3 separate regions of the Homo sapiens genome follow, and all the other regions are linked to region 2. Evidence: read pairs that join two places in POLR2A ChIA-PET (ENCODE). Cell type or tissue: CD4-positive, alpha-beta T cell. All regions are shown on one strand. Each heading gives the region's core, and the rest is flanking DNA. Links, peaks and the distances in the headings are about the cores only. Region 1 holds the start of LOC124901085 (a long non-coding RNA gene). Region 2 overlaps UBE2D2 (ubiquitin conjugating enzyme E2 D2). Region 3 holds the start of STING1 (stimulator of interferon response cGAMP interactor 1).

Region 1 (8,073 bases), core at 1,094-6,093, 140 kb after region 2:
CTAGGCCTCTGCCCGAGGGCAGGGCCTGCATTTGCTTTTGTCTGTCCCCACCACTACCCTGGGCCCTGGAGGGTCACTCAACTGATTGAATGCGTGATAACTGAATGGTCTCAACTCTTCAGGCAGGCAGTGGGGGAGGGCTCACCTTGAGACCTTTGAGCAACTCTTACTGTAACCAGAGGATGGAGAGTTAGGGTCCTGAGATGAGGAGGATCCCAGCAGACGGTTTAGTGAACAAGGACTGGGTCGGTCTCTTCCCAGTGACCTCCACCCCCTCAAACAGCCTTCCAAACAAAGGTGTGTGAGGGGAGCAGTGGTTGATGGGAGGAGGAGCTTCTACCCTTAGCAAATGAAAACAAAGCCAGAGGTCGGGTGGAAAGGCCAGGCTGTGTGTTGAGGACTGTTCTGGTACTAAGAGGCAGGTGTGTGGGGGTGGGTGGAGTAGCAACAACCCCCACAATAACAGCCAACATCTATAGAGCACCTACTCCTCCCAGGCTCAATGCTAAACACTTCCACCTTACATCATACTCAAACCTCACAATGACAATCTGGATTATGATCCCATCCTTTTCTTTTCAAATGCTTGAGGAAATTGATCTAAATGTTTACCCAAGGTCACTCAGCTAGTAAATATCACTACTGGCATTTCAACCCTGGCTTCTTGCTCCATAGCTTTATCCTTAACCTCTTAAGCTGGGCCTCCATGCTCCCAAAGACCGACCTAGGTTCAAATCCGGCCTGTTTCAGCAAACTTCTATCACTCTACCTCACCCACACATCCAATTCATCTGCCAAAATATCTCTAAGCCAGCAACCTCTCCACCACCATCTTTCCCTCGCTATCCCAACCCCCAGCCCCTCCTCCCAGGTCTCCCTGCTTGATCCTTTCCACTGGTCTACAGGGTGGCCAGGGGGATCTTTAAAAAGTTTAAGTCAGATCTCCCAGCTTAAAACCCACTGAAGGCTGCCATGGCACTTTGCATAAACCCTGGCCCCTCAGGGGGCCTGCAAAGCCCAGCCCTATAGGCATACCCTTTGGGCTTACAAAGGCCTTCCCCTCACCTTCAAGAGGCACGTTCTTTGCAGCCTTGGAGCCTTTGCAGCCTTGGAGCCTCTGTGCCTGCTGTGCCCTCTGCCTGGCATGCTCTGCCCCCTCTCCTTTGCTTGGCTGGCTTTTCCTGGTCTTTCAGGCTCCAGCTCAGATGTCTTCTCCTCAGAGGCCTCCCCTGACGACAATAGCTCATATGGACCCCTCCCTGAAGTCAGTCTCACATGACCTACTTTAATGTCCTCATGGCTCCTCATGCTCTCTGAAGTGATCATGGTCAACTATTTGTTTACTTGAACGTGACTAGAACGCAAGTTCTGGGAGGCTGGGGACAAGACTGTGCTCTCGTGTTCCCATGGTCTAAATAGTGCCTAGCACGTAGTAGGCACTCAGTAAACATCTGAACAATATGTAGTTGGTGTGACCTGGATCAAGAAGTCCCAGCCTCAGCTTCCTTTTTCTGTTGGGCTCTGCCTTCTCTCAGCCTCCCAGGGAGGCTCTGGATGAGATCAGAGATGGCAAAACGCTCCCTCCGGGAGAGGGAGGGCACGGCGCCCGCCCGGGGATGAGGTCAGTGCAGCAGGCACCTCTCCTCAGTGCAGGAGGCAAGCAGAACCGCAAAGATCATCTTGGCCAGACCCATGACCCTGGAATCCCAGACGGGCAGGGCAGGGTAGGGCGCGCGACCTCTTCCCCTGGTGGGAAGGTCCTCCCGGCGGGGCCTCCTCTTCCCCTCCCCGGGGAGGCAGGTGGAGCTGCGTCCTCATCTTTGTTCCCATCTGGAGCGCGTTTGGCGCGGCGTGGCGGGGGCGGGGCTGCGCCCCCGCGGTGCCCGGAGAGACTGGCCCGCCCGCTTATCTGATCTGCGGCTAATTGAAACTCCCTGCTCGCGAAGGTCAGCTCGGTCCCCTGACAGCTGCCGAGCCGAGCCGGGCCGGATGGAAAACCCGGGCTGTGCAGGGCCCGGCGGGGCGCTGAGGGGAGGGGTTGTGGGGGGCTGCCTCTGCGGCAAAGTAGACAAAGGCGGCCCCTCCCTCCCTGTGCGCGCTGCTGGGGGTCGCCAGAGGTAGCGGCCTTCGCCCTCACCCTGCAGGGTGTTCCAGCCGGGGTCACATGGCCTAAGGCTACAGAGGAGGGGGGCGCCCTTAATCCCTACGTGCCCGCCCACCCCGCTCCCACGCCGGGGCCCTGTCTGGGGTCTCTGGGAGAGTCACCCCCAACTTCCTGCCCCCACCCCGCCTCCACGCCCCGGCTCTGAGACTTCCTGCCTCCCCGGCTCCGGGCAGCTCTGGCTGTGGGAAGCTGGCGGGGCGGGGGCGGCCCGATCCCCTCCCTCTGTGCACTCGACGGGGCGCTGGGGGTCCGGGAGGAAGTGTGCACGCTGGGGGGCACGGCTCAGCCCAGAAGCCGCCATCCGGTGGGTCAGGTGCGGCCTCAGCCTAGGAGGGCGGGCGGGCAGGCCTGTTGCTAATGGTGCTGGGACGGGCGTGGGGGGGCGGGGGGATGGTAGCGGGGGAGCCTCTGGGAGCCCCGTTTCCAGGGTTCCGGGTGCGGACGTGGCGAGCTCTGGAGACTGCAACCCCGCCCGCCGCGCCCCAGGCTGGCCCAGTCCCTAAGCAGCCCGCACGCGCCTCCCACTAGCCGCCTGTGCGCCTAGGCTGAGGTGCTGGGGAGCTCCCGAGGCGGAACTCCTAGCCTCCGGGCTAAGCGCGCGCCCCTATTCAAAGTCTTTAGGGCCTTGGCTTTCACAGCCAAGAAGAAATAACTCCAACCACAGATTTTCAGAACCACGTGCCAAACACCATGATAGGCGTTGAACGTATTTTGTATCAATTAGGCCTCACAACAATTCCATTTTGCTGATGAGGAAGCTGAGGCGCAGAGAGGTGGTGACTTGGCCGAAGTCACACAGCTAGTAAGTTATCGAGGCGGGGCTGGGCTCTGACTCCAAAGCCAGCGTTGTTAGCCTCGGGTGGTCGCGTCTTAGCAAGAGCTCTGCAGTTGTGCGCCAATATAGGTCGATTACCCAGGGCATCCACGAATGCAGAGAGCCCCTTGGCGGCGTCTTGCCGCACGTGTTCTTGTCTTGGGGTTGGGCACGTGTTTCGTGGTGCAGTCCCGCGTGTTAGAGCCCGGGGACAGAGGTATAGCCTAGCGCACTGGTGCCCAGGTGCGCCATTCGCGGTTGGGACCTGGCAGAGTCATATGGCTGGGGCCTGAGCCGCGAGCAGGGCGGAGCGGGGGCGGAGAACTCGGAGCTGAGTCCACGCGGGCCGCGGCGCCTGGGAGGCCGCAATCCCGGCGCCTGCAGCCGGCGAGGCGCGGGGTGACGCGCGGGGGCCCAGCTACCGTGACCTCCTCCGCGGTTGCCATGGAGACCGTGCACTATAAATAAAAAAAAAAAAAAAAAAGGAGGAGGAATTTCAAACCCGTTTTCTACGGCGCTTGGCGGGAGGGGGGAGGAAAGCTCTCTTTGAATCGAGTTTCCCATTTCACCTTCCCAGGCGGCGGGAGCGCTTCCCCCGCAGCCCAGCCGGGAAATTGCCGCCCCTCACGCCGCGTGGCGCCCCCTGAGGAAGCTAATTAGCGCAGCCCAGGGAGCTGGAGACAGGGGGACAGAGCCCCGGGGGGCCAGGACCCGCCTCTTTTGTGTGGGGGGGAAGCGCCTACAAATTGCCCCCCATCTCTCCAGGCGCGCGCAGCCCAGCGCGGGCCGGGGCACCGGGCGCAGGCGGGAGGTCGCATCTGCAGCTTTGGCGCAATGAATCAGGCGCGGCCGCCGCCGCCGCCGCCGCCGCCGAGCGCGTCTGGCATCCGGAGTCTCCCGGGATCGAAAATAATTTGGGCAAAGCGGTGGGAGGTGTGTGCGCGCGCGCTCCGAGGGGAGGGCGGGGGAGCAGGCCGGGCGGGGTGCGCGGGGCGGGGGGAGGTGCCATCCGACAGCCCCGCTGTGGTGAGAACAGAGTTGACACTTCTTTCCTTTCCACTTACTGCGGCAAGTACTGCGAGGAAGCTTAACCCTCTCGCTACTTGGAGGGTTAGAGGCGCTGGGAGCGCCCTCATGAGGGCGCGCCGTAGGGGTGGGTTCCAGGTGTGCAGACTCCTTTGGGGTGGGCTATTGTAGCGGGCTGGAGTTAGCCTTCTAGCTCCTCAGACGAGCGCTCCTACCCGACATTCCTCAAGGCATCCTTCTGGGGCTTTCTTAATCCTTCCGTTTGCCTTCCCTGCATCTGGCTAGTGTCAGCGCTATGGCCTCAGTTTCCTCACCTATACAAGAGGGTGGGGGTTCTATAGCAGCTTCCCTGTCGGTCTGGTGACCCTGGTTTCGTGTCGCTCTCTCTGGCTTGATCCCTGGGCCTGGCAGGGGTGAGCCGGTTAGGGCAGCCGGGGGTGCAGGAGTCAGAACCTGACCCTCCTTGTCTCCCGCCAGCGCTCTGGGCGCCGTTCATCAAAATGGCCGGGTTCCTGTTTTTGCCTCTGAAGGCAGAAATGTCACTGCCGCTGCATTAAGCACGCTCGGCGGGAACTCGGTTTGGAGCGAGGAGCTGGCGCTCAGCCCTGCCAAGCTGCCTGCCGCAGGGGGGTGGGGATGGGCTGGCTGGCCAGCCGGCCTGGCTGGGGTCAGTCTTTGTCTACGAGGGGCTCCCACCTTCCTGTCGCTCTAGCCCGACATGGCCCACTCCCCTAAACCGTGCTGGTTGCTCCCACCCCACTCAAGTTTGGCGGGGGTCGGGGGAGGCGGGGGAGGGATTAAAGGGGAGGATCTGTGCCCCTCTGGCTCAGGGATAGCAGGGAGGTGATTGGGCAGAACTCATTTCGTTTTCCCCACCCCCATAATTGGCAACACCTCTGGAATTCATGGATCGTCTCCCCATTAATGTTGCCCATTTGATGAGGAAGGAATGGTAGCCAGGCCTCAGGGCATCCTCAGTCTTCTGACCTGAAGTTTCCCCAGAAGGGCTTGGGGGAGAGTGTGCATTTCACCTTTTCCTAGCTTCTTTCTGGCCAAGGGATCCCACCACCCCAGGAATTCTCAAATCCTGGTGCACAGCAGACCACTTGCCCTTGTGAGCACGCAGATGTGAGGAGGAGGGGGCAGGCCAGTGTGGAGAGTCTGATTTAGTGGGTCTGGAGTGGTCCTGTCATCTGCACACCTCACGAGACCCGAGGGAAGGCTGCCACCCTCACTGAGAGGCATATTGGGAGTCCCACAGAAATCGGAGGTGATGGAGTCTAGCAAGTCACTGAACAATGGGAGATTGAGAGAGGGATCACTCAGTAAGGTAGGAACTTGGTGGTTGAGAGTGTGGGTTCTGGACTCAGGAGGACCAAGCTTAAATCCTGGCTCTGCCACTAATTGACTGCATGCTGGAGGGCAGATGACCCAAACTGAGCCTTGGTTTCCTCAATTGTAAAATGGGGGTAACACTGATGGTCCCTAACCCCACCAAAACAATGTGTGGCTTCTATGGGACAGTGCATGGAAAGTGCTGAGTGTAGGTCCAGGTACTTAGTAACTGCATGATATATGTGAGCCTCTGTCGTCATTGTCATCACTATTAAAACTATTGGAACTCAGATTTGTAGTTCAGACTTTAGTTTTGGGGTAGAGGAGAGTCTGGCCCAGATGTCTCTGGTTCTCCAAGTCTTGTCCTTTAGGGGTCTACCAGGTCCTGGGCAGGGAAGAGTGAGAGTGGGGTAGGGGTCAGTCCCCTGGGTGTGGTCTCATCTGTGGGACTCCACTCCCTACCCCAAGCCCCAGTGCCTTAGGTCTCTTTCACCCTTGGGTGTCCCCTCACAGCTGCCACTTGGAGCTACAGATGCCCACTGGGCACTGGCCTGGCTAGTACTTGAGGGCTTGCCTCTCCTAGACCCATATCCAGCCTTACTTCTCTATGAAGCATCAGGTTCTGTGATGGTGGTACAAGTGCCCGGGTAAATTAGGCCCCTGAACCCTGGGTGGTGGGGGACAGGGAGTGTGATGTTGAGCATGTGGGGTGCAGGAATAGGACACCCAAATTGGAGCAGCCTTTGGAATGTGGAATCCCACTTCCCTCTTTGGAAAGATAGGTTGAGGGGAGCTGAGTGAGGACATAGTACTAATGTGTGCCTGGAATCTAGGGCTGATGTCTGTTTCATTCAGGATATTTGGGACTGCTGGTTTCAGAATACAGGAAGGACTAACTGAAAACCAAGACTATGCACTGGGGAGGATCCTGGGGCAGATGCCTTGGCATGGGAGCATTCTTTTTTCTTTTTCTTTTTCTTTTTCTTTTTTTTTTTTTTTTGAGACAGAGTCTCACTCTGTCACCCAGGCTGGAGTGCAATGGTGTGATCTCGGCTCACTGAAACTTCCACTTCCTGGGTTCAAGAGATTCTCCTGTCTCAGCCTCCCGAGTAGCTGGGATTACAGGCGCACGCCACCATGCCTGGCTAATATTTTGTATTTTAGTAGAGACGGGGTTTCACCGTGTTGTCCAGGCTGGTCTTGAACTCCTGAGCTGGGGCAGTCCACCCACCTCGGCCTCCCAAAGTACTAGGATTACAGGCGTGAGCCACCGCGCCCGGCCTGGCATGGGAGCATTCTAACTTGACTTGGGGAAGGGGTGTCTGTCCACTTGAGGCTGCCAGGTGGCTGAGGCTAAGATGACCTCATAGAGCTCCTTCTTGGACTGTAGGCAGCAGAGGGCACCAGCTTTGGACCCTACTCTTCTCACGCGTGCTTGCACATCTGCCCATGCTCAGTCACACTGACCCAGATTCATACTGGCCCATATGTTCTCATGCCCCCACATGCATATTCATGTACATGCTAACGTACATGTGCACATATGCTATACCACCACATGTACAACACACGTGTATGCTTATGCATGCACAGGTACACACAGGTACACACTTGGATATCCAGATGCACACATACTAACTTGCACATGGATACCCTGATGCACCCATGCATACATTAACACCATGTACACACACACAGTAACAAATGCACACACATGGGCAAACCCACAGCCATTTGCTCTTCCATCAGCGAATTCGTGTGTATGTAAACTGTATCTCCCGTGAGAATAGGGCTATCTTTGTTTATTGTCAAGTCCCCCAAGATAAGAGAAGTCTGTTTAATCTCAAGGCTCACATGCTTGGTACTTGGGAGGTATACAATACAGTATTGTCTGGAATATGTGAGTAATTGTATAAGTGTATATGGAAGTGAGTAACCTATGGTGAATAATAACCATAATAGTAAATGCCACCCCCATTTATTGAGTAGGTACTATGTGCTACCAGTACCATCTCATCTCAGCCCCATATCAACCTATGAGGCAAGTACTTTGTTTTTTTTTTTTTTATTTTTTGAGATGAAGTCTTACTCTGTCGCCAGGCTGGAGTGCAGTGGCGCGATCTCAGCTCGCTGCAACCTCCACCTCCCAGGTTCAAGAGATTCTCCTGCCTCAGCCTCCCAAGTAGCTGGGATTACAGGCACGCATCACCATGCCCAGCTAATTTGTATTTTAGTAGAGATGGGGTTTCACCATGTTGGCCAAGACGGTCTCAATCTCCTGACCTCGTGATCCACCCGCCTCTGCCTCCCAAAGTGCTGGGATTACAGGCATGAGCCACCGTGCCCAGCTGAGGCAAGTACTCTTATAATTTCTGCTTAGGCGTTTGGGAACTGAGGCTACAAGAAACAGTCATTACCTGTATTGGCTTGCTAGGGCTCCCGTAACAAAATACCACAGACTGGGTGGCTTACAGTTCTGGAAAGCAGATGTCCAAAATCAGGGTCTTGGGAGCACCCTTCTGAGGGCTGTGAAGGAAGGATCTGTTCAGGCCTCTTTCCTTGGCTTGTAGATGGCCACCTTCTCCCTGCGTCTCTTCACCTTGTCTAACCTCTGTGTGTATCTGTCCAAACTACCCCTGCTTATAAGGACACCAGTCATATTGATTAGGGCCCACCCCAAAGACCTTTTTTTTTTTTTTTTTTTGAGATGGGGTCTCGCTATGTTGCTGAGGCT
Region 2 (8,073 bases), core at 1,000-5,999:
CGCAAAATGGACTTGACGCTATTAGGTGATATGTTTACCGAGACTCTTAACTGGGAAGGGGTTTTACTAGATTTTGTATTAAAAAGGATTTCTTTGCTCTTTAAAGTGAAGGGTTATTTAGTTATCAATAAGGAGGTTTTCCTAATAATACATCTAGACTATAAGATTGGCTTAAAATTTATTTTTTTTCCCTTTCTGATGTTGTAACCTCTTAGTGCCACTTTCATGTTTTTTTTCTTAGAAGTAGGGAGGCACCACTATTAATTTCTGTTTGGTGTTTCACTTGGCTACTCAGATTGGCTATATTAAACCGGTAGCTACTTTTTTCTTCAATACATCTTTTTCCTTTTAGTGGAGAACGGGGTCTTGCCGTGTTGTCCAGGCTGGTGTGGAACTCCTGGGCTCAAGCTAGCCTCCTGTCTCTGCCTCCCTTAAGTGTTGGAATTACAGGCATCAATCAGCCACTGCACACGGCCTATACCTGTAGCTACTTAGAAGTAGGTACTGGGGTTATCCATTCTGAATGATGGGATGGGGATGCAAGAGGAAGAGAACCAGTTTTTAGCTTGTCTTAAACTAAGTCAGAATACAGATTGATGATTTAAACACCTCAGCTCAGCGGTTGGTCCTCATTTCATTTTTGCTCAAAGACAGTGTGGAATCAGTCCCATTGGTTACTATAATTAGGTTAGCTCCTTAACTTCTTTTGACTCTGATTTCTAACAAATGAAGAAGGGCAGATTTTAGACAATAAATCTTGTACTAAAATGAAATGGTATTTGTTAAATACCATAAAGAAGCTTGAACCTTAAGCAAAGATGTCTTAAAGAACCGTTTAAGGGGCAGGGGAGCACACTGAGGAGTAGTCATCCAAAAAAAATATATACATATGTATTTTAAAGGCTTTTAGGAATTGCTAGGTCCTTATAGAATCTAACTGGGAAGTTATCAAATACCTGTAGAAGCTTGTCCTCTTATTTTATAACCTGAGAAAGAGCAAGTGGGTATAATGTGTAATAATTTACAGATAAAGAAATGTAGACCTGCCGGGCGCGGTGGCTCACGCCTGTAATCCCAGCACTTTGGGAGGCTGAGGTGGGTGGATCACGAGATCAGGAGATCGAGGCCATCCTGGCTAACACGGTGAAACCCCGTCTCTGCTAAAATATACAAAAAAAACTAGCCGGGCTTGGTGGCGGGTTCCTGTAGTCCCAGCTACTCTGGAGGCTGAGGCAGGAGAATGACGTGAACCGGGGAGGCGGAGCTTGCAGTGAGCCGAGATCGCGCCACTGCACTCCAGCCTGGGCCACAGGCGAGACTCCCTTTCAAAAAAAAAAGAAATGTAGACTTTAATCTCTACATTGAATTATATGTGTAACGGACTTTTTCAGAGAGGGAACTATCTCTTTGACACAAAACATACGTTTTAATTAATAATACTTGCTCTGGTAATATAGTTTCTTATGAGTTGCTACATATTTTCTAGAATAGATTTTCCTTAAAATATGCCTTTGTAAGATTTTTTTAATAAAATCAAGTTTAGAAATAATTTGAACTTTTTTGGGGGATAGAGTTTCAGTCTTGTCGCCCAGGCTGGAATGCAATGGCACGATCTCAGCTCACCGCAACCTCCACCTCCTGGGTTCAAGTGATTTTTCTGCTTCAGCCTCCCGAGTAGCTGGGATTACAGGCACGCACCACCACACCTGTCTAATTTTTGTGTTTTTAGTAGAAACGGGGTTTCACCATGTTGGCCAGGCTGATTTCTAGTTCCTGACCTCCGGTGATCCACCTGCCTCAGCCTCCCAAAGTGTTGGGATTATAGGCGTGAGCTACCGTGCCCGGCCTGAACTTTTTTTTTTTTGGAGACGGAGTCTCCCTCTGTCGCCCAGGCTGGAGTGCAGTGGTGCTATCCTGGCTCACTGCAACTTCCGCTTCCTGGGTTCAAGCGATTCTCCTGCCTCAGCCTCCGGAGTAGCTGGGATTACAGGCACTCCGCCGCCATGCCCAGCTAATTTTTGTATTTTTAGTAGAGACGGGATTTCACCATGTTGGCCAGGCTGGTCTTGAACTCCTGACCTCAAGTGTTCTGCCACCTTGGCCTCCCAAAGTGCTGGGATTGCAGATGTGAGCCACGTCATCTGGCCTGGCCTGAACTTTTAGAATTCAATATTAACCATTTTCCCCTAGTTTATTCCCTAGAGCTCTTCACAAAGTATGGCTTGACTTCTCTGAGACAGCTAGTGATAAGAAAAATGAAGTTTATTTTGGTATACCACTCAAAAAGATTGTGAAAACAAAATGGAGATTAATTTTTTTTTTCCAAACTCTTTGTACCACAATTTTAAGTTGAATAGCTGACTTCCTAGGCATGGATAAGATCAGTTCTATCTTATCTTCTGTCCTAGTAATGTGTCTGCAGTGGAATCCCCATTGCTTGGCTTCTATAATTGATCTTGAACCTTCCCAATTATCATTCCCTGAAAAAATAATTCTACTTAAATACCTTCTTGACTTAAATGTCATGAGTTGCTACATCTGGGTTCTGATAAGATTTTTCTAAGAAAAACTACATTTGACATGTGACATCTTCAGGAATTCAATATCTTGTTTCTTTGACAGAGGGACGCTATTCATGTCTGTGAATTTGGCAGTCTTTGAAATGCCATGTCTTTTTTGGAAAAAGCTTTTGATGGACTTTATTTTGATATACATCTTAAGGTCCCCTGACCTATACTATAAGCAGAGCATAGCAAAGAGGGTCATTATGAACATTGTGTGTAGTTCTGGGCAGGGCTTGGGATCCTTTGGGATTGTTGGTATCTACACCACATGGCCCCACCCTGCTATGTTTTAAGGTTTTCTGCTGACTTTTTAGGTCTTCAGCCTTGATTTTGATGCTTTGAGTGCCTGCCTCTAGCAGCACCACCCCCAGCCCTTTTCCAGTTGGCTGCATCTCATCTGTTGTGGGCTAAGAAACCAGATCACAGAGCTTATTAAAATTGTGTCTAAAATAAGATCCAGTAGGCTCTTGACTGAAGAGGGCTTCATGTGCTCTGTGAACTGTGTGGTTTCCTTGGCTGATCGGAGACCTTTCTGACTTGCTTCCTGTTTTTCTTCTTTACTTTTGCTATACAGATGTAGGAGGCTTTTTGGTGCTCTTAGAGTGCTGTAATGTTGAAGTATTTGGTTAATTTCTCTATTCTTGGGAAGGGTAAAAGGCTAAATAAATATCTTGATTCTTTGAGGAGTTGAAGACTGACCAGAGTTGGATACTAAAAGCTTTTCTTAACAGTAATAGTGCATTGTACATTTTAATGGTGTCCTACTAGTTGCAGATAACGTTTGGCATACATAGCTTTCAAACAAAGTAATGCCAGGATTATCACTTGATCTATTTCTGTGATAGAGATTTTTTTTCTTTCTTTTTTTTTTTTTTTGAGGCAGTCTTGCTCAGGCTGGAGTGCAGTGTCATGATCTTGGCTCACTACAAACTCTGGCTCCCAGGGTCAAGCAGTTCTCTTGCCTCAGACTCCCAAGTAGCTGGGATTACAGGCACTCACCACCATGCCCAGCTAATTTTTGTATTTTTAATAGAGACAGGGTTTCTCCCTGTTGGCCAGGCTGGTCTTGAACTCCTGACGTCAGGAGATCCGTCCGTCTCGGCCTCCCAAAGTGTTGGGATTACAGGTGTAAGCCACTGTGCCCGGCCTATGGCTAGCTTCTTTTAAGGCGTCTCAAGACAAAGTTCTCAATGAAATAAAGATTTCAGGTCATGCACAGTGGGTCATGCACAGTGGGTCACGCCTGTAATCCCAGCACTTTGGGAGGCCCAGGTGGGCAGATCGCTTGAGCTCAGGAGTTCGAGACCAGCCTGAGCAACATGACGAAACATGGTCTTTACAAAAAATACAAAAAATTAGCTGGGTATGGTGGTGGATGGCTGTAGTCCCAGCTAGGTGGGAGGCTGAGGTGGGAGGATCTCGGGAGCCTGGGAGGTAGAGGCTGCAGTGAACCGTGATCAAGCCGCTACACTCCAGCCTATGCAACAGAGTGAGACCCTGTCTCAAACAAACAAACAAACAAAAAGATTTCAAACTCTGATGTCTATAAAAGCCAGGCAGGTACCAAAGTGAGCAGAGAGAACTTGAGGGAGCTAGAAAATGCATGTGCTATCAGATGAGGGCAACTGCTAACCAGCTCCCTGCAAATGTTGCTATTGCTAAAATCTGTGGGCCCAGTGTTGCAATATCTTCCATTCAAAAAAAAAAGAGAAGCCACAAATCCAGATTTTTTGGCAACCGATTCAACTTAAAAAAAAAAAGAACAACAAAATACGCATTTTTGGTCGACATCAGTTTAGTATGTGGATTAAAGTAACCAGGGATTGGGGTTCATTAAGTAATCAGGAGTGTAAAAAGATTAAGTCATTTAAACAATACTTTCTGTATTTTTAAAAGTTTGAAAGTAATGCTTTATGTAAGATTAAGTTTTCTTGTTTGTTTGTTTTTGAGATGGAGTCTTGCTCTGTCGCCCAGGCTGGAGTGCAGTGGCATGATCTCGGCTCACTGCAACCTCCGCCTCCCAGGTTCAAGCAATTCTCCTGCGTCAGCCTCCCGAGCAGCTGAGACTACAAGCTCGCACCACCACGCCCAGCTAATTTTTGTATTTTTGGTAGAGACGGGGTTTCACCATATTGGCCAGGCTGGTCTCGAACTCCTGACCTTGTGATCCACCTGCTTCGGCCTCCCAAAGTGCTGGGAATACAAGCATGAGACACCGTGCCCGGCCTTAAGTAGTTTTTAAATACAATTCTAATTAACTTGCTTTTTTTTTTTGAGACCTCAGGTGATTTGCCCGCCTTGGCCTCCCAGAGTGCTGGGATTACAGGGATGAGCCACTGCACCCAGCCAATTTGCTAAGTTTTTTTTTTTTTTTTTTTTTTGAGATAGAGTCTCGCTCTGTTGCCCAGGCTGGAGTGCAGTGGCACAATCTCGGCTCACTGCAAGCTCTGCCTCCTGGGTTCACGCCATTCTCCTGCCTCAGTCTCCCGAGTAGCTGGGACTACAGGCATGCACCCCCATGCCCAGCTACTTTTTGTATTTTCAGTAGAGACGGGGTTTCACCATGTTGGCCAAGCTGGTCTCAAACTCCTGACCTCCAGTGATCCACCCGCCTCGACCTCCCAAAGTGCTGGGATTACAGGCGTGAGCCACTGTGCCCCGCCTTTTGTATGGTTTTGTGTGAGGTCTTGGGAAAACCAGTTTTGTAAATACATTGATCCCGTAGAAGTTTATGTATTACTCTTCCATTATGATCTGTTTCATGTTTTGAGTTTCTCTGTAGACTGACAATACACTTTGAAAATGTCTGAGATTGGGAAGTTACCGAAGCATGATCTTAAAGAAAGTAGTTGTAACGCTGAACAGTACTGTATTTTAAAAAATTGCTTAGGCTGGGTGCGGTGGCTTATGCCTGTAATCCCCCAGTACTTTGGGAGGCTGAGGCGGGCCGACCACCTGAGGTCAGGAGTTCGAGACCAGCCTGCCCAATATGGTGAAACCCTGTCTCTACTAAAAATACAAAAATTAGCCAGGTGTGGTGGCACTCACCTGTAATCCCAGCTACTCAGGAGGCTGAGGCAGGAGAGTTGCTTGAACCTGGGAGGCAGAGGTTGCAGTGAGCCAAGATCTCGCCACTGCACTCCAGCCTTTGCAACAGCGAGACTCCATCTCAAAAAAAAAAAAATTGCTTAAAAATACTGTAGGCCGGGCTGGGCGCTGTGGCTCATGCCTGTAATCCCAGCACTTTGGGAGGCCAAGACAGGTGGATCACAAGGTCAGGAAATCGAGACCATCCTGGCTAACACGGTGAAACCCCATCTCTACTAAAAATACAAAAAATTAGTCAGTGTGGTGGCAGGTGCCTGTAGTCCCAGCTATTCGGGAGACTGAGGCAGGAGAATGGCGTGAACCGGGAGGCAGAGCTTGCAGTAAGTGGAGATCGCGCCGCTGCATTCTAGCCTGGGCGACAGAGCGAAACTCTGTCTAGAAAAAGAAAAAAATGAAAATAAAAAATACTGTAGGCCGGGCGCGGTGACTCACGCCTGTAATCCCAGCATTTTGGGATGCCGAGGTGAGTGGATCACGAGGTCAGGAGTTCAATACCAGCCTAGTCAAGATGGTGAAACCCTGTCTCTACTAAAAATATAAAAATTAGCCGGGCATGGTGGTGAGCACCTGTGATCCCAGTTACTGGGGAGGCTAAGGCAGAGAGTTGCTTGAACCCGGGAGGTGGAGGTTGTGGTGAGCTGAGATCGCACCACTGCAGTCCAGCTTGGGCAACAGAGCAAGACTCCGTCTCAAAAAAGAAAAAAAAATACTGTACTAGAGGTGTGGTACCATATATTAGATTAATATTAGAGGTAAGGACTGATTGAATTCCTATCAAAATGATGAATTAACAGGTAGTCCTGTGGAGTATTGGGAACTTTAATAAATGGTTGTCTGAATATGGCTATTTAAATTAGTTCTATCTTGGATAGTTCTATCTTGGATACCTTCTTACTCCAAAAGGTGAGCTTCTTCACATAAGTTCTGGGAATTTTTTTTTCCCCACTAAAAAAGTATTTTTTATTTCCTTTACAAAAGATCATTGAATTAAGGCACTTTCTTTGGCTCTACTAGATTGTTATTTAAATATAATTCAAACAGCCATCGAGGATAACTGTTAATAAATCTAGGTTTTCTCTGAAGTCTCCCAGTGTATATTACTGTACTGATGACTGACAAGGAAGAGGTTTTGACAAGGTCCAATTCTGTATATTTCTCTTAAAATATCCTAGGCAGTTCCCAGGATAGGAGTATCTGACTCATGCCTCATGCTACCAGGAACCTTTGCAGCCTCATCCCAGAAATGCAGAAACACACTTGTTTTGTCTGTAGAAATAAAGTTTTGATGGTTAGATTTCCAGGCAAACCTTCAAAATCATGTTAAACTATAATATAGGGAAATAAAGTAGTGTTTGTTCTTCTGTCTGCAGAGTCAAGTGAGATTTTGGGTAATAGAATCATAAAATGTTAGCACTGCAGCACATCTCAGGGCTGCTGTCTGGAAAGGCCGTGTGACCTACCAGGTAAGAGTAGGTCTGAATTGAGAACCTGGATTTCTGGACTGTCCAGTGTATTTTCTGGCAAGCCATGTGTTATCCTTACATAGCTGTTAGGTATATAAATCCAGAGGATGCAGCCTTTTTTCTTTTGTTCAAACAATTGGATATTTAAACTGTGTCCTGGAACCTGAAGATCTTCCTCAACTTCCCTTTATATGATTGGCAAGGTTGCTCATACTGCTTGAAACTGCAAATTTAGGCTTGACACAGTGGCTCATGCCTGTAATCCCAACACTGGGAGGCCAAGGTGGGAGGATTGCTTGTACCTAGGAGTTCAAGACCAGCTTGGTCTGTAATGGGAGACCCTGTCTCTACAAAAGCGAAACAAAGTGAAACAAAATTAGCTGGGCATGGTGATGTGTGCCTGTAGTCCTAGCTACTCAGGAGGCTGAGACAGGAGGATCACTTGAGCCTGGATGAAAGGTTAAGGCTACGGTGAGCTGTGATCATACCACTGCACTCCAGCCTGGGCAGCAGAGCCAGATTCTGTGTCAAAACAACAACAACAACAACAAAACAACTATTGCAAATTTGGTGTTCTATTCTCACCACCACCACCACCCCGCCTTTTTTTCCCCCGAAACGGAGTCTCTACCTCTGTCGCCCAGGCTGAAGTGCAGTTGTGCAATCTCGGCTCACCGCAACCTCTGCCTCCCAGGTTCAAGAGATTCTCCTGCCTCAGCCTCCCAAGTTGCTGGGACCACAGGTGCATGCCACCACGCCCGGCTAATTTTTGTTTTTTGTTTTTATTTGAGATGGAGTCTAGCTCTGACGCCCAGGCTGGAGTGCAGTTGTGTGATCTCGGCTCACTGCAACCTCTGCCTCCTGAGTTCAAGCAATTCTCCAGCTTCAGCCTCCAGAGTAGCTGAGACTACAGGCGCGTGCCATGATGCCCAGCTAAT
Region 3 (7,608 bases), core at 1-5,000, 84 kb before region 2:
CAACAGAGTGAGACTTTGTCTCAAAAAAAAAAAAAAAAAAAAATCTAAAATAGGTATGGGCTTGGTGGCTCCTGCTTGTTATCTCGGCACTTTGGGAAGCCAAGGCAGGAGGATTGCTTGAGCCCAGGAGTTGAGACCAGGCTGGGTAACATAGCAAAACCCTCTTCTTTTTAAAAAATATATAAATAAAATAAAACAGGAATAAAGATTATTCCTTCCTCATAGGGTGTGAATTAGAAAAGGCACATGAGAGCACACAGCATGCAGTAAATATTTATTGAAAGAATTTACAGCTGGGCTCACGCCTGTAATCCCAGCACTTTGGGAGGCTAAGGCAGGCGGATCACTTGAGGTCAGGAGTTTGTACCGGCCTGGCCAATACGGTGAAACCCTGTCTCTACTAAAAATACAAAAATTAGCCGGGCGTTGTGGTGGGTGCCTATAATCCCAGCTACTCGGGAACCTGAGCCAGGATAATCACTTGAACTTGGAAGGAGGAGGTTGCAGTAGCCGAGATGGTACCACTGCACTCTAGCCTGGGCGACAGAGGGAGATTCCTTCTCAAAAAGAAAAAAAAAGAATTCACAAGTGACCTTGGGCAAGTCACTTAATGGCTCTAAGCCCCATATTCCTTTCTGCAAACTAGGCATCATAGCAACATCCTTCATGCCTTGGGATTAAAGGATTTGGTAGACATGAAAATGCTTTGAAAAATATAGTGAGTTCTGTGTGTTTAGAAACACAAGAGGCTGTGTGTCTTAGTGTCTGTTTTGTAGATCGAGAAATGGGGGCAGAGAGGATGGCCCACCTGGCAGGATCAGCCGCAGATATCCGATGTAATATGACCATGCCAGCCCATGGGCCACGTTGAAATTCCCTTTTTCACACACTGCAGAGATCTCAGCTGGGGCCAGGCCCTGTGGACAGCAGGATGTGGCTGGGGGGCCTCCATCAAGGACACCCAGAGAACTCCTCCTCCTCCTCCAAGGCTTCCCAACCTGCTCCTGACTTGATCCCTCTTTTGCCATTGCCAAACCCACTGTTCCAGGACATTATAGGTTCTACTCCATGGACTCCAGCCTTTAAACCAGTCCCACTCCCAGTACTCAGCTCAGGGCAGGTCACACCAGCCACAGCCACCACTTGGCCAGAGCTTCTACCTCCCCCTGTGTCATACCTTGAGGCCCAGGAGGATGTTCAGTGCCTGCGAGAGGCCCAGGAGGGCAAGCATCCAAGTGAAGGGCGGGCCGACCGCATTTGGGAGGGAGTAGTAGAAATAGATGGACAGCAGCAACAGGGCCCCACGGCGGAGGGGGCAGCCCAGGCAGGCCCGCACAGTCCTCCAGTAGCTGCCCCGGTACCTGTGAGTGACAGCCAGACCCCAGACCCCAGCCCCCAGCCCAGCTCAGCCAGAGAGGTTCAAGGAGGGGCAGGGCTAGGCATCAAGGGAGTGACACACGTTGGATACCCCGTCCCTGGGTACTGCAGTGAGTCACCTGGAGTGGATGTGGCGCAGCTCCTCAGCCAGGCTGCAGACCCCGTTTAACAGCAGTCCCAGCTGCAGGGAGGCTAGGTGGAGCACCAGGTACCGGAGAGTGTGCTCTGGTGGCTCTCCTAGCCCCCAAAGGGTCACCAGGCAGGCACTCAGCAGAACCAAGGCTGCCTTCTGGGCCCCGTGACCCCTGGGACACGGGATGGATGGATGCAGGCTGGAGTGGGGCATCTGTGGGCACCAAGAAATCCATGACCATTCTCCCCTTGCCCTCCTGCCCTTCTGGGACTGAGGCTCTGGCTGGGCACTTCCTCCCAGTTCCCCTTTCCCTGGTGCCCAGCCACTCCCAGAGGCTGCTCTTAGAGACACCTCTAGGAGGCAGGCTGGGAATAAGTCACCCCAAAGCTCCTGTCTCAGCGAGGTTTGCTGAAAACAGAGCAGGGCCTGCACATACACGCCCCACCAAGACCCAGGGAGACCACAGGTGTGGTGAAGAAAGAAGGCAGCAACTATCCCAGACCCAGACTTGAAGCTGTCCTGTGCAGCCGTACCCAACCAAGAACCCTTGGGGACCTGGGTTCCCCTGTCCCCGGAACCCACCCCAGGGAGGACCTTAGTCAACAAAGTGGAAAACAGAGCTCAGGGAGTGGGGACAGGGCAGCCAGCAGGCACCCCCTCGCCTCTGGGTGCCAGGGGCCCTAGGTTTGGCGTTCTGCCAGGCTGATCTTGAGCCTACCTTCTGCCTCCCGGACACTGGCTGCTCTGGATGATGACGAGGAGAGAAGGCCCGGCGCTACGAGCAGCCAAGGGCAGCTTCTCTGAGTGCAGCCTGAAAATGAGATGTTAACAACGATTGGTTTCTCCACAACACTCTAGCCCTGGCGTTTCTCCAAACCGCAGCTTTACTGGTGCTGGGAAGGAGGGTATTTCCTGTTCCTCAGGAAGGGAGGTAGGAACCTTCCCTCAAAGCCCTGATGAGCTGGGCCTGAGTCCTGGGGTCAGGGGTGAGGTTTGAGAAAGCCTCCATTCCATTGCCCTTTGCTACCCCCAAACCAAGGGTGTTTAGAAACACTCACCGCAGTCACAGCTCTGAACAGCGGGTTCCCCTCAAGCCACCACGATCAAACACACTGTACCTAACACCTGAGCAGGACTCCACACACTCAGCCAAAGGCAGCACACACATCACACGATGATTCCCCGTCTCATATTTTTCTTCTGGTTTCCAGGATGCAGATTCTTTTTCTGAAAAGTGTGACCTAGGAGGGAGGAGTGAAAAATGAACAGTTATTTCCGGTAACAAGAGCTATTTTTATAAAGCACTTGGTGGGAGAGGAGGGGCACAGAGGAATGGGGGTTTGGCTCTTTGCAGGAAATGGCCACGCCTGTGACTTCTCCAAGAGAGCCTGCCGGTTTCTGCCCAGAAGGCGGTTGTGGGGATGATATTAGGTAGGAGCAAAAGTAATTGCAGGCCTGGCACAGTGGCTCATGCCTGTAATCCCAGCGCTTTGGGAGGCCGAGATGGGTGGATCACTTGAGGTCAGGAGTTCAAGACCAGCCTGAGCAACATGGTGAAACCCCATCTCTACTAAAAACAAAAATTAGCCAGGCGTGGTGGTGGGCGCTTGTAATCTTAGCTACTTGGGAGGCTGAGGCAGGAGAATCGCTGGAACCTGAGAGGTGGAAGTTGCAGTGAGCAGAGATTAGGCCACTGCACTCCAGCCTGGGCAACAAGAGCGAGACTGTCTCAAAAGAAAAGAAAAGAAAAGAAAAGAAAAATGATCTGACCTACATTGTTTGAGTGTAGGTTATAAAATCCCCATGCATCAACCTAAATTATAATAATAATAATAATAATAAAGTGTTTACCTTGTTCCAGACATTATGCCAAGTGTTGCATATATCACTTCACTTGTATATCATTTCACCAGCCACCCTGTCAGGTAGGTATAATTCTAGCCCCATTTTATAGATGGATAATCCGAGGCTCAGGGAGGTGAAATAACTGGTTTAAGTAATTGAGAGTGGGGACTTGAAGCCTGGTGGGTTGCTCCAAAGCCCAGCTTGCTCTGTGCCTTGATTTCATTCCAGTAATCCCAGCACTTTGGGAGGCCAAGGCAGGAGGATCACTTGAGCCCAGAAGTTTGAGACCAGCCTAAGCAACACAGGGAGATCCCATCTCTACAAAAAAAAAAAAAAAAAATTAGCCAAGCATGACGGAACACGCCTATAGTCCCAGCTACTTGGGAGGCTGAGGTGGGAGCATCACTTGACCCCTGGAGGTAGAGGTTGCAGTGAGTTGTGATGGCACCACTGCACTCCAGCCTAAGTGACAGAGTGATACCCTATCTCAAAAAAAAAAAAAAAAAAATAGGCCAGGCGCAATGGCTCATCCTTGTAATCCTCGCACTTTGGGAGGCCAAGGCAAATGGATCACTTGAGGTCAGGAGTTCGAGACCAGCCTGGCCAACATAGTGAAACCCCATCTCTACTAAAAGTACAAAAAATTCGCTGGGCGTGGTGGCGGGTGCCTATAATCCCAGCTACTCAGGAGGCTGAGGCAGGAGAATCGCTTGAACCCAGGAGGCGGAGCTTGCGGTGAGCCGAGATCATGCCACTGCACTCCAGCCTCGGCAACAAGAGTCAAACTCCATCTCAAAAAAAAAAAAAAAAAAGGCCGGGTGCAGTGGCTCACTCCTATAATCCCAGCAATTTGGGAGGCCAAGGCAGGCAGATCACCTGAGGTCAGGAGTTCAAGACCATCCTGACCAACATGGAGAAACCCCATCTCTACTAAAAATACAAAAAATTAGCTGGGCGTGATGGCGCATGCCTGTAATCCCAGCTTCTTGGGAGGCTGAGGCAGGAGAACTGCTTGAACCTGGGAGGCGGAGGTTGCACTGAGCCGAGATCGTGCCATTGCACTCCAGCCTGGGCGACAAGAGCAAAACTCCGTCTCAAAAAAAAAAAAAAGAGAAGAAAGAAAGAAAAAGAGAGAGAGAGAAAGGAAGGAAGGGAAGGGAAGGGAAGGGAAGGGAAGGTCTGACCTACATTGTTTGAGTGTAGATTATAAAATCCCCCTTCCAGAGAGGGCCCTGCCCCACACTCAGAAAGAAGGAACACACGCTCAGAGAGGCCAAGAAGAATCTAGACAGACGGGCGAGGCTGGGTTTCCCCACTCATTCTATTAGCATTAGAGCATACCCTTTCTGTCCAATTATATTTCAACAAGGGTGTCCATACTTTAATGAACCTAAACGTAAAAATAGACAATTTGCCCTCTGTCTTTGGGTCTTCATTCTGAAGGCCTCTGTGACACATAAAACTCTGATCAAATAAATTTGTATATTTTTCCTCCTGTTAATCTGCCTCTTGTCAGTGATTTTCAGCAAGCCTTCAGAGGGCGGAGGGGGAATTTTTCCTTGGCCTTGACACAAGCTTTGAGTTCCCTTGGGGTGGGAAGTGTCTCTGGCTGCAGTAAGCTGCTTCAAAGAAGGGGCAGGCCTGGAGAGTGAGGCTAGGATGGCACCCGCAGAGCAGCAGTAGTTCATTCCTGTCCAGGTCAGAGGGGTCCTCGCCCTGAACCCTTCCCCACATCATGACCAGACATGGGAAGACACACATTGATAGATGCCTTGGCCTCAGAGGAGCAATGAGGCTTCCTGGAAACTCTGGTTTTTCAAAATCATGCCCTAACAATGCAGGGAATTCCCTACACTTTCTCTCCTCTACAATAGGCTCACATAAAGACCTAGGAGAAGGCCAGGCGCAGTGGCTCATGCCTGTAATCCCAGCACTTTGGGAGGCTGAGGCGGGCAGATCACGAGGTCAGGAGATCGAGGCCATCTTTGGGAGGCTGAGGCAGGAGAATCGCTTGAACCCGAGAGGCGGAGGTTGCAGTGAGCCAAGATCGTGCCACTGCACTCCAGCCTAGGCGACAGAGGCAGACTCCATCTCAGAAAAAAAAAAAAAAGATCCAGGAGAATATATGACAAAGTTCTAACAAAGGTTACTCTGTGCAGTTGGAATATGGGTGATTTTTATTCTATTGTCCTTTTTTGCTCATTATGTTTTCTAAGATTTCTTTTCCCTACATTGAACATGTATCATTTGTTTAATGTTTATTTATTTATTTATTTTTAAATTTTTGAGACGGAGTCTTGCTCTGTCGCCAGGCTGGAGTGCAGTGGTGCGAACTCAGCTCACTGCAACCTCCGACTCCCTGGTTCAAGCAATTCTCCTGCCTCAGCCTCCAGAGTAGCTGGGATTACAGGCACGTGCCACCACACCCAGCTAATTTTTGTATTTTCAGTACAGACGGGGTTTCACCATGTTGGCCAGGATGGTCTTGATCTCCTGACCTCGTGATCCTCCCACTTTGGCCTCCCAAAGTGCTGGGATTACAGGCGTGAGCCACCATGCCTGACCTGTTTAATGTTTAAAATATGCCGTAAAGAAAATCCAGCTGGGCACAGTGGCTCACGCCTGTAATCCCAGTGCTTTGGGAGCTCAAGGCAGTAGGATCGCTTGAGCCCAAGGAGTTAAAGGCTGCAGCAGTGAGCTATGATCACACCACTGCATTTCAGCCTGGGTGACAGAGCAAGACCTAGTCTCAAAAGAGAGAGAGAGAGAGAGAGAGAGAGAGAGAATCCCAACATTGTCTCAGTCTTAAGACCTCCTTCCACTCCCGTCTGTCCCCTCTCCCTCCCCTCTGCCCTACCTGCTACTCTGGGCTCATTTCCCTGAGTCTGAACCTGCTCTAATGCAGACCTTGCAGGCGCAGAAGGCACTGAGGCCAGGTCATTCAGATAAAGTAAGCTGGGGCTTGGCCAAAAGGAGTGGGAATGGTGGGGTCCAGGGAAGCCGGGAAGCCAGCCTAGCCTGGCCTGCCTGGAGAGAAAGGTCCTGCAGGGTGCGGGAAGGAGTGCAGGCTGCGAAGGGAGCAGAGGCCCCACAGCCTGGGCCTTCCAGTGCCAGGCCAGGATTTCCGCACACCCTTAATCCATGCAGTCTATCCCTGTGTGTACCGTGCTTTGCATGGGATAGGACTGCTGGTGCACGTGCCAGGTCAGTACTTGTCATGGCACCTACAGCTGGACAGGGGAAATGGGCAGAACACAACTGTATGAGTAAGTAGTTAACTACAGATGTGGCAGGGCTACAAGGAATGCACTCAGCCTGCTGCCGTGAGCGGAAATTGGAATACCCAGGGTCAGGTTTCCCTGAAGGCAGCGATTTACCCTGAGTTTGGAAGGAGGATGGGAGTGATGGAGGGCGGGTGGGTGTGCAACATTCTGAAAGGAGCAGCACACACAAAGGCCCTGGAGTGGGAAGGAGCCAGGCAGTGGAGGAACAGAGCAATGGCTGGTGCAGCTGGGGCAAGTAAGCATGTGGAGGGGTCTCTGTTAGTTTCCAAGAACTGCCATAACAAAGTATCACAAATTTCGTGGCTAAAAACAACAGATGTTTATTCTCTCATAGTTCCAGAGGCTAGAAGTCCAAAATCAAGGTGTTGGTAGGGCCACACTTCCTCTGAAATCTCTAGAGTAGCGGTCCCTAACCTTTTTGGCACCAGGGACTGGTTTCTTGCAAGACGATTTTTCCATGGATGGGAAGGGGGATGATTTCAGGGTGAAACTGTTCCACCTCACATCCGAGCATTAGTTGGATTTTCCTAAGGAGCATGCAACCTAGATCCCTCGCATGTGCAATTCACAATGGAGTTCGCACTCCTATGGGCATCTAATGCCGCCACTGATCGGACAGGAGGCAGAGCTCAGGCTGTAATGCTCGCTCGCCCACTGCAGCCCGGTTCCTGACAGGCCACAAACCAGTTCTGGTCCGAGGCCCAGGGACTGGGGACTCCCGCTCTAGAGGAGGATCTCTCCTTGCCACTTCTACCTTCTGGTAGTCCCAGGTGTGTCTGGACCCAACCTCTGCCTCCTTCATCACGTGCCATTCTCCCTTCTGTGTCTCTGTCTTCACATAGCCTTTCTTGTTATGAAGACACCAGGTGAAGGTACAGTGGCTCATGCCTGTAATCCTAGTGCTTTGGGAGGCTGAAGCAGGAGGATTGCTTGAGGCTAGAGTTCAAGGCCAGCCTGGGCAACACAGGG

What was found. Peaks named below come from ENCODE experiments on the same cell type or tissue, not always from the same donor. Only the 100,000 strongest peaks of a DNase experiment are listed, where the experiment ranks them.
Region 1: POLR2A ChIA-PET joins it to region 2 with 10 read pairs; 10 of 35 experiments call an interaction of 5 or more read pairs at or near these places.
Region 3: POLR2A ChIA-PET joins it to region 2 with 19 read pairs; 16 of 35 experiments call an interaction of 5 or more read pairs at or near these places.

Annotation. Positions count from the first base shown.
Region 1 is chr5:139,707,498-139,715,570 of GRCh38, forward strand. It overlaps LOC124901085 (a long non-coding RNA gene), which reads left to right and starts at 2,405. Exons shown (of 2, transcript XR_007058963.1): 1 at 2,405-2,477. RefSeq lists enhancers at 1,743-2,733, 2,978-3,027 and silencers at 2,218-2,587, 3,308-3,407, 3,898-3,977. In CD4-positive, alpha-beta T cell, for the core only: no CTCF peak of the experiment used is centred there; DNase peaks (open chromatin) are centred at 1,624, 2,714, 3,334, 4,014 and 2 weaker places; H3K4me3 peaks cover 2,639 bases; H3K27me3 peaks cover 702 bases.
Region 2 is chr5:139,562,607-139,570,679 of GRCh38, forward strand. The region is part of intron 1 of UBE2D2 (ubiquitin conjugating enzyme E2 D2); the gene reads left to right. Among named protein-coding and RNA genes, the nearest start is that of UBE2D2, 5.3 kb to the left of the region's middle. RefSeq lists enhancers at 2,699-2,798, 2,989-3,128, 5,392-5,893. In CD4-positive, alpha-beta T cell, for the core only: no CTCF peak of the experiment used is centred there; DNase peaks (open chromatin) are centred at 1,245 and 3,025; H3K4me3 peaks cover 2,569 bases; H3K27ac peaks cover 3,381 bases.
Region 3 is chr5:139,479,982-139,487,589 of GRCh38, forward strand. It overlaps STING1 (stimulator of interferon response cGAMP interactor 1), which reads right to left and starts at 2,777. Exons shown (of 8, transcript NM_198282.4): 1 at 2,569-2,777; 2 at 2,229-2,321; 3 at 1,497-1,723; 4 at 1,178-1,361; 5 at 809-917. The coding sequence starts at 1,723. It also overlaps the pseudogene LOC101059986. RefSeq lists a silencer at 1,043-1,337 and enhancers at 1,940-2,169, 2,690-2,819, 2,830-2,949, 4,802-5,302, 6,429-6,929. In CD4-positive, alpha-beta T cell, for the core only: no CTCF peak of the experiment used is centred there; DNase peaks (open chromatin) are centred at 1,500, 2,560 and 2,680; H3K4me3 peaks cover 2,534 bases; H3K27ac peaks cover 2,472 bases.